2 separate regions of the Homo sapiens genome follow, and region 1 is linked to region 2. The links are chromatin loops, found by intact Hi-C in ENCODE. Cell type or tissue: dorsolateral prefrontal cortex. All regions are shown on one strand. Links, peaks and the distances in the headings refer to the core of each region. The heading gives the core; the rest is flanking DNA. Region 1 has its middle 69 kb from the start of LINC01648. Region 2 has its middle 340 kb from the start of MATN1-AS1.

Region 1 (2,905 bases), core at 275-2,774, 270 kb before region 2:
GGCAGAGGGGAACAAAATACAGGGTAAAGGGAATGGGGGTGCTGGGTGGAGGGGCAGTTGATATTGGGTCATTCTGGCCACCACTGGGGAATGTCCACTCCATCACCTGGCCCATGACCACTCAGCTCACTTGTGCTAGGAAGTTTCCAGCCCCAGACTCTGAGGGTCTTGCTCATCTCCTAGAGTCTCCCAGCATCCCACAGGGCCTCCTCGGCCAGCAGATGGGAATGGCTGGGACTTCCTAGGGCCACTGTGGCCACTACAAATGGCACAGAGTTTGCAAAGCCAGCCTGGTCTTTGCCTTCCCTTCCCTTGGCCACACTGTGCTGAGCATTTTAAAGTTAATTGGTTTTGCAATTAGAAGATGCAGAGAACAGGTGATGCAATTAATTTTACATAAATGTGTTCAGGAATAAAGTGTTCCAACCTTCCGTGCATCCTTAAATGGAGCCTGTGTTTACTTCCAAATGGGGTGCCTTCTAGGCATATCAATCTGGGCAGCTCACACAGCTCAACAGGGAGAACTCCTCATCCTGCCTGCCTTTTGGGGGTGCTTTGTGAGGTTCACTGGGTCTTGCCAAACATTATGGTTTAGGAGTAAGTGTAATTTTTTCTGTCTGGTAGATGAAGACACAGAGGGTCAGGGAGGTGCAATGGCTCACCCAAGGTACAATGCAAAGCTGAGACAGAGGAGAGAATGGATGCACGAGAATCTCTGGCTTCCAGACTCATTGCTCTTCCTGCCTCACTGCATATTTAGAAGCCAAATATGCCAAAGTGCATGAGTTTAAAAGACAGAATTGAACCCCTTTTGCCAAATGAAACAGCCTGGTGTATTTTAGTGTCCACTCTATGCCGGCTCCACGCTTGGCCCTCAATTTACATCGCCGTGTCCAGCCCTCACGATAGCCTTCCAGTGGGGCATCATGTTCCAGTTTTACAGATGAAGAAACTGAGGGTCAGAGAAGAGCAGTGGCCTGCTGCAGCCCACACAGCAGGAGTTTAGAGCCTCAGTGTCCTTCGGCTTCTGGACAAGGCGTTCTTTCCACCCCGTGTGTGGTTAAGGAAAGAGCTTCTGAAAGCAATGAGAGACAGAGAGAGGGGGAACATAGGCCTTTTTCAAATACATGAAGCACATCTTTTAACACTCCTGCCCCATGTGTCTGAAAAGCATTTTCAACACTGACTAGAAACACTTTACATCTTTCTCATATTTGATCCCTGCAACAGCCCTCCAAGATAGAGGTCATCACTCCCGTTTTACAGAGGAGGAAACTGAGACACAGGGAAATGCCGTAAACACACTCAGAATCATACAGCAAGCAAGTGAAGGAGGCAGAATTCAGACCCAGGTTCCGCTGACTCTAAAGCCCCTTTAGCACGGGGCAGCGCCTGCTCTGTGGTCCCCCTGGTGGATGGCGGGTTCCCAACACCACTGACAACACCATGTCCTCAGGGAGAGGCGTGAGGTGGGGCTGACCAGCCAGTCTGTTGTGTCTGCTGGTTGCAGGCTTAGATCCTGCCTCTGCTGCTTTCCAGCCATGGGCGTGGAACAAGTTACTCACCTCTCTGGGCCTCAGATTTCTCAGCTGTAAAATGGGCTTATAATAGGATCTTGTAAATACAGGATGCTTTGGAGGATTCAGTGAGGAGGCAAAGTTCTATATTGGCCCTTTCTGGTTTTCTTTGTGGCACACACCTCATTCTATCAGTTTCACTGTTTGTTTATTGAAGGGTTTTTGCCTCCATCTACTTCACCCAAGCAACAGCCCCATGAAGGTATGGGCCACATCTGTCTCAATCCCAGCTGTCTTTTCAAGTCACAGCATGGGGCCAGACACATAGTAGGTATGAAAAGTTGCAAGTGGATGCATTCATAAACTGGCACACAGTAGACGAGGTGCTTAGTTAGTGGACATTTATTAGTGTTCTCTGAATCCTCTAGAGGCCCACATACACATGTCCCTCGGTGACCCTCTCCTCGCCTCTCCAAAGCCTCTCCTGACTCCATGCTCCCCCACCCCTTAGCCCTCCCACCTCTGCCTCCCGTGGTGTTTCTCTGCAGCATGACCCTGAGGTTACTGGCCAAAATGAAGCCTCCCAGAATGTCCACATTTAGATGAGCACTGTCCTTCAAAAGCATCCCCAGGATGCTGGCATTGCCCCAGCCTCTGGCAGGTACTCTCTGAGCTTGTTCACGTGTCACAGAAGTAAATCCTGAACAATCCCGAGCCCCTTTGTCAGGCTGTCCTCTACTCTCTTGGTGCCCCCTGTAGCCCAGGGCCACACAAGGGGTCCTTGACCTTGCCTGGCCTTGAGTTTGGGTCTGTGTGACTTGGCAATCTTCCCATCCACTTGGCCAGACCCACCTCCTTATGATCTGGGGCCACACCTGGGGCCTCCATGTGCAGCCCAAACCTTACACCAACGGCCCCTGGAAGGCGCCCCCTTCTCTTCTCCAAAAGGAAACACCTCAGGACCCTTCCCTACCCTCCCCGACCTGGCTCCCAGTCAGGCTCCTCACACCCAGGCATCTCTCCCAATGTCAGGATCTCTCTGACCATGTAGGGCCCTGAACTGAATGTTGCAGGCTTTTAATCAGCACCCACTGTGTACTGGGCACCTGCCCTCAAATTGCCCAGCCCTGTGGGGAGCATCCTCTCCTTATTCCTGACATGCCCCAAAATCTCGGGCTCTTAGCAGCCCATGGAGGTCGAACAAGGTCTTTCTCTTCCTCAAACACATCCCACACACTCCTGCCTCAGGGCCTTTGCACTTGCTCTTCCCTCTGCCTGGAGGGCTTCGCCCCCACATGTTAGAATGACTTGGATGCTGTTCGGGTGTTTGGGCAAGACTATGGTTGAGGTCCCTGAAATCCTGAAATCCTGTGATTCTGACATTTGAC
Region 2 (2,905 bases), core at 204-2,703:
TCCTGACTCCCAGCCCCGGCAGCAAGGCAGCTCTGACTCTCGGCCCCTGCAGGCACTGCCTCCCCATCCTCATGTGTGCACATCTGCTAAGTGACTCACGGGCTGGCTCAGAAGGAGTTAACAGCCCAAGTCGCTGGGTTCTGCAAGGCCTGCCAGGCTGGCTGAGCCCCATAATCAAGTCCTGCACAGGGGATAAACAGGCTGCTGGAGGATGGGCAGGCAGGGGTGGGGACCATCTCAAGAACCCTCTCAGGAGGCCTGTGCACTCCGAGGAGAGTCAAATGGACTCCCTCCCCTCCCATGCGCTGGTTCAAAGCGCCGCCGCATTCTTCACCCGCCTTCATCTTTGAAGCAGCCCGGGGGCAGGCTGCTGTCTCCCACATGAGGAAGAGGCCCAGGGAGGGGAGGCGACAGGCTCAAGGCCACGCAGCTGTTTGGTGGTGGAGCTGGACCAAGCTCTGCCGGGGTGGTTGTCAGGACACCGGCCCCGATGTCTCAGCAAGGGTTCCAGCAGGACACAGAAGCCATACAGGGAAAGTTTAATACAAAGAATTATTAACTGCTACAGTGGGTTGGAGTAACAAGGGGTTCGTTAGTGAGGGTGGCGGGGGCACTATGGAATACAGAAACAGCCAATCTGAAGAGCAGCCACTGCTCAGGGGCTAGAGAGGGCCACCAAGGGGGAGGCCCCACGGCTGAAACCCAGGCCCTGTTGGAGAGGGCAGAGTTGTGGCTACTGAATGGACAGGAAGTTGCCATACTGCCACGTGAGTGGAACTTGCTGGAATCTGCCCTCCAGAACTTGTCAGGAATCTACTCTCTAGGATGCCAGAGAAACACCATTTACGGGGAGGTGAATCACGGAAGGCACGTGGCTACAGAACCACCTGAGGGGGTTGCTGGGAGTTGCTGCTGGCCACTGGGAGTTGCTGACCACTGTGCACAGCAGGAGCTGGGCACTGGAGGGGCTGCCTACACTGCAGGAGCTAGGCATGAGAAAGGCCGTGCACTGCAGGAGTTGGACACTAGAGGAGCCACCCGGGCTGCAGGAGCTGGGCACAGGGAAAGACCCTGCACTGCAGGAGCTGTGCACTGGAGGAGCCGCCCACACTGCAGGAGCTGTGCACTGAAGGAGCCACCCGCACTGCGGGAGCTGGGCACTGGAGGAGCCACCCGCACTGCAGGAGCTGGGCACTGGAGGAGCCATCTGAACTGCAGGAGCTGGGCACTGAGGAAGGACTGGCATTGCAGGAGCTGGGAGCTGGTGGGGCTGCCTGTACTACAGGAGCTGGGCCTGGGAATGCTGTCTGCACAGGACCAAGGGAATGCTAGAGAGGCCACATGTGCCAGAAGGCTGGGTGCTGGGGAAGCCACCTGTGCTACAGGACCTGGGACCTAAGGAAGCCAGTCCTGCGGCCATAGCCTGCCTAACCCAGGAAGAAACCAGAACTAGGAAGGAAAGCTCCCTCCTCTTGCAATGTCTCTCTGCTGCCCTCTACTGACCACATTTAATGTCATGCCAACCGGGAAATGAAAAATATTCAGAGTGGTACCCATTTCCACTTTCACAGATCAGGCAACGAGGCGTGAATTGGAGCTGAGAGGCAATAAATTTGTAACTGGCACGGTCCACACCTGCTCACCTTTCATAGACACACTCTACACACATTTGGATTCCCATATAACAGCAACAGAACTCTATCATTTCCATCTCATAAGAGACAGCTATCTGTCTTACAAGGGAACAAGATCCTTCTCCAAAATGAGGAGGCACATGATCCCAAGACTCATTGCATCCACTGCTGGCTATAAATTACTCCTCAAATTCAGTCACAGTTCACTGACTATTCTGTTACTGAAGACTAAATTGTTAAGTTAACTTCCAACCACTTGTATATAGAATAAAAATGGGAAAAAGGAAAAAGAAGAAGAAAGTAGCTAGCATATGTAAGTGAACACAGACATAGAGTAAGCAAATTGAAAACATGCAAATTTTCCTACTTGGTCATGAGGTCATCATTGATATGTATGGCTACCTTTCTCCACCCTTCCTTCCATATTCCCCCCGCCAGCTTCCCCGCCCCCAGTCTCAACCCAAAGCTCAGATGGAGATGTCAGTATTCTCCGCTTGGTGGAGTCACCCAAACTTCCATTACTGAAGGCTCTGCTATCCAGCCTTCATTTGGGCAGGGAGTAGGTTTCTGTGGTTTTCCATTAATCTTTACTATGGGACGTGGGAGCACTAAGAGGCACCTCAGAGAATCCCCTGATTTCAAGACGGGGTCTTCTTCCCGACACTGCAGCAGCATCCCAGTCTCCCACTGGTAATTGGGAGCAATCATTCCAGACAGCAGATTAACCTCTTTCTTCCCTGTTGGTTCAGTGGCACAGGCCCAAAATGGCCAGGTGGCAGTCTCGTTTTCTGATTCAGTGGAACCATTGCTGTGTCCCTGGGAGCTAAGCCCTCTAAGCCAGCAGAGAACACAGTTGCCACAATGTGACCAGGAACAAAGTCCTTGTGGGTGGGTTATTAGGTGTCATTGTGGCAGGAGCCACGCCACCTTCTACCCCTTGTCCCTGAGCCTGGGTGTTCTGACTATGCAGAGACAGCACCGTATTATGGCCTCTGGTTCAAAACACACTCTGTGTCTTGCAAGAAAGAACATTATCTTTTCAGGGTGTGGTCTCCCAATTGGCATCACAACTGAGACTTCAGGAAGCCATTCCACCTTTCAGTCAGGCCAGCCACTTCCAGATGTGTTGTAAGACCAGCTAACCCCACGGACTAGAGCCTGTGACCACGCCTCCTCTGCTGTGGCATGAGCTCCCGGATCAGAGGCAGTGCCATGAGGATGCCATGATGGCAGAAGACATTCTGGGAGTTCACGGAAAATGATGCCAGAGG

The links. Peaks named below come from ENCODE experiments on the same cell type or tissue, not always from the same donor. Only the 100,000 strongest peaks of a DNase experiment are listed, where the experiment ranks them.
Region 1: it touches region 2 in a loop (2.5-fold over the local background); 13 of 110 quality-filtered maps call a loop at or near these places.

The regions. Positions count from the first base shown.
Region 1 is chr1:30,104,895-30,107,799 of GRCh38, forward strand. No RefSeq gene overlaps it. Among named protein-coding and RNA genes, the nearest start is that of LINC01648, 69 kb to the left of the region's middle. RefSeq lists an enhancer at 1,794-2,295. In dorsolateral prefrontal cortex, for the core only: a CTCF peak has its summit at 1,412 (motif pointing left); no DNase peak of the experiment used is centred there; H3K27me3 peaks cover 914 bases.
Region 2 is chr1:30,379,075-30,381,979 of GRCh38, forward strand. No RefSeq gene overlaps it. Among named protein-coding and RNA genes, the nearest start is that of MATN1-AS1, 340 kb to the right of the region's middle. In dorsolateral prefrontal cortex, for the core only: a CTCF peak has its summit at 1,498 (motif pointing left); DNase peaks (open chromatin) are centred at 1,117 and 1,457; H3K27ac peaks cover 614 bases.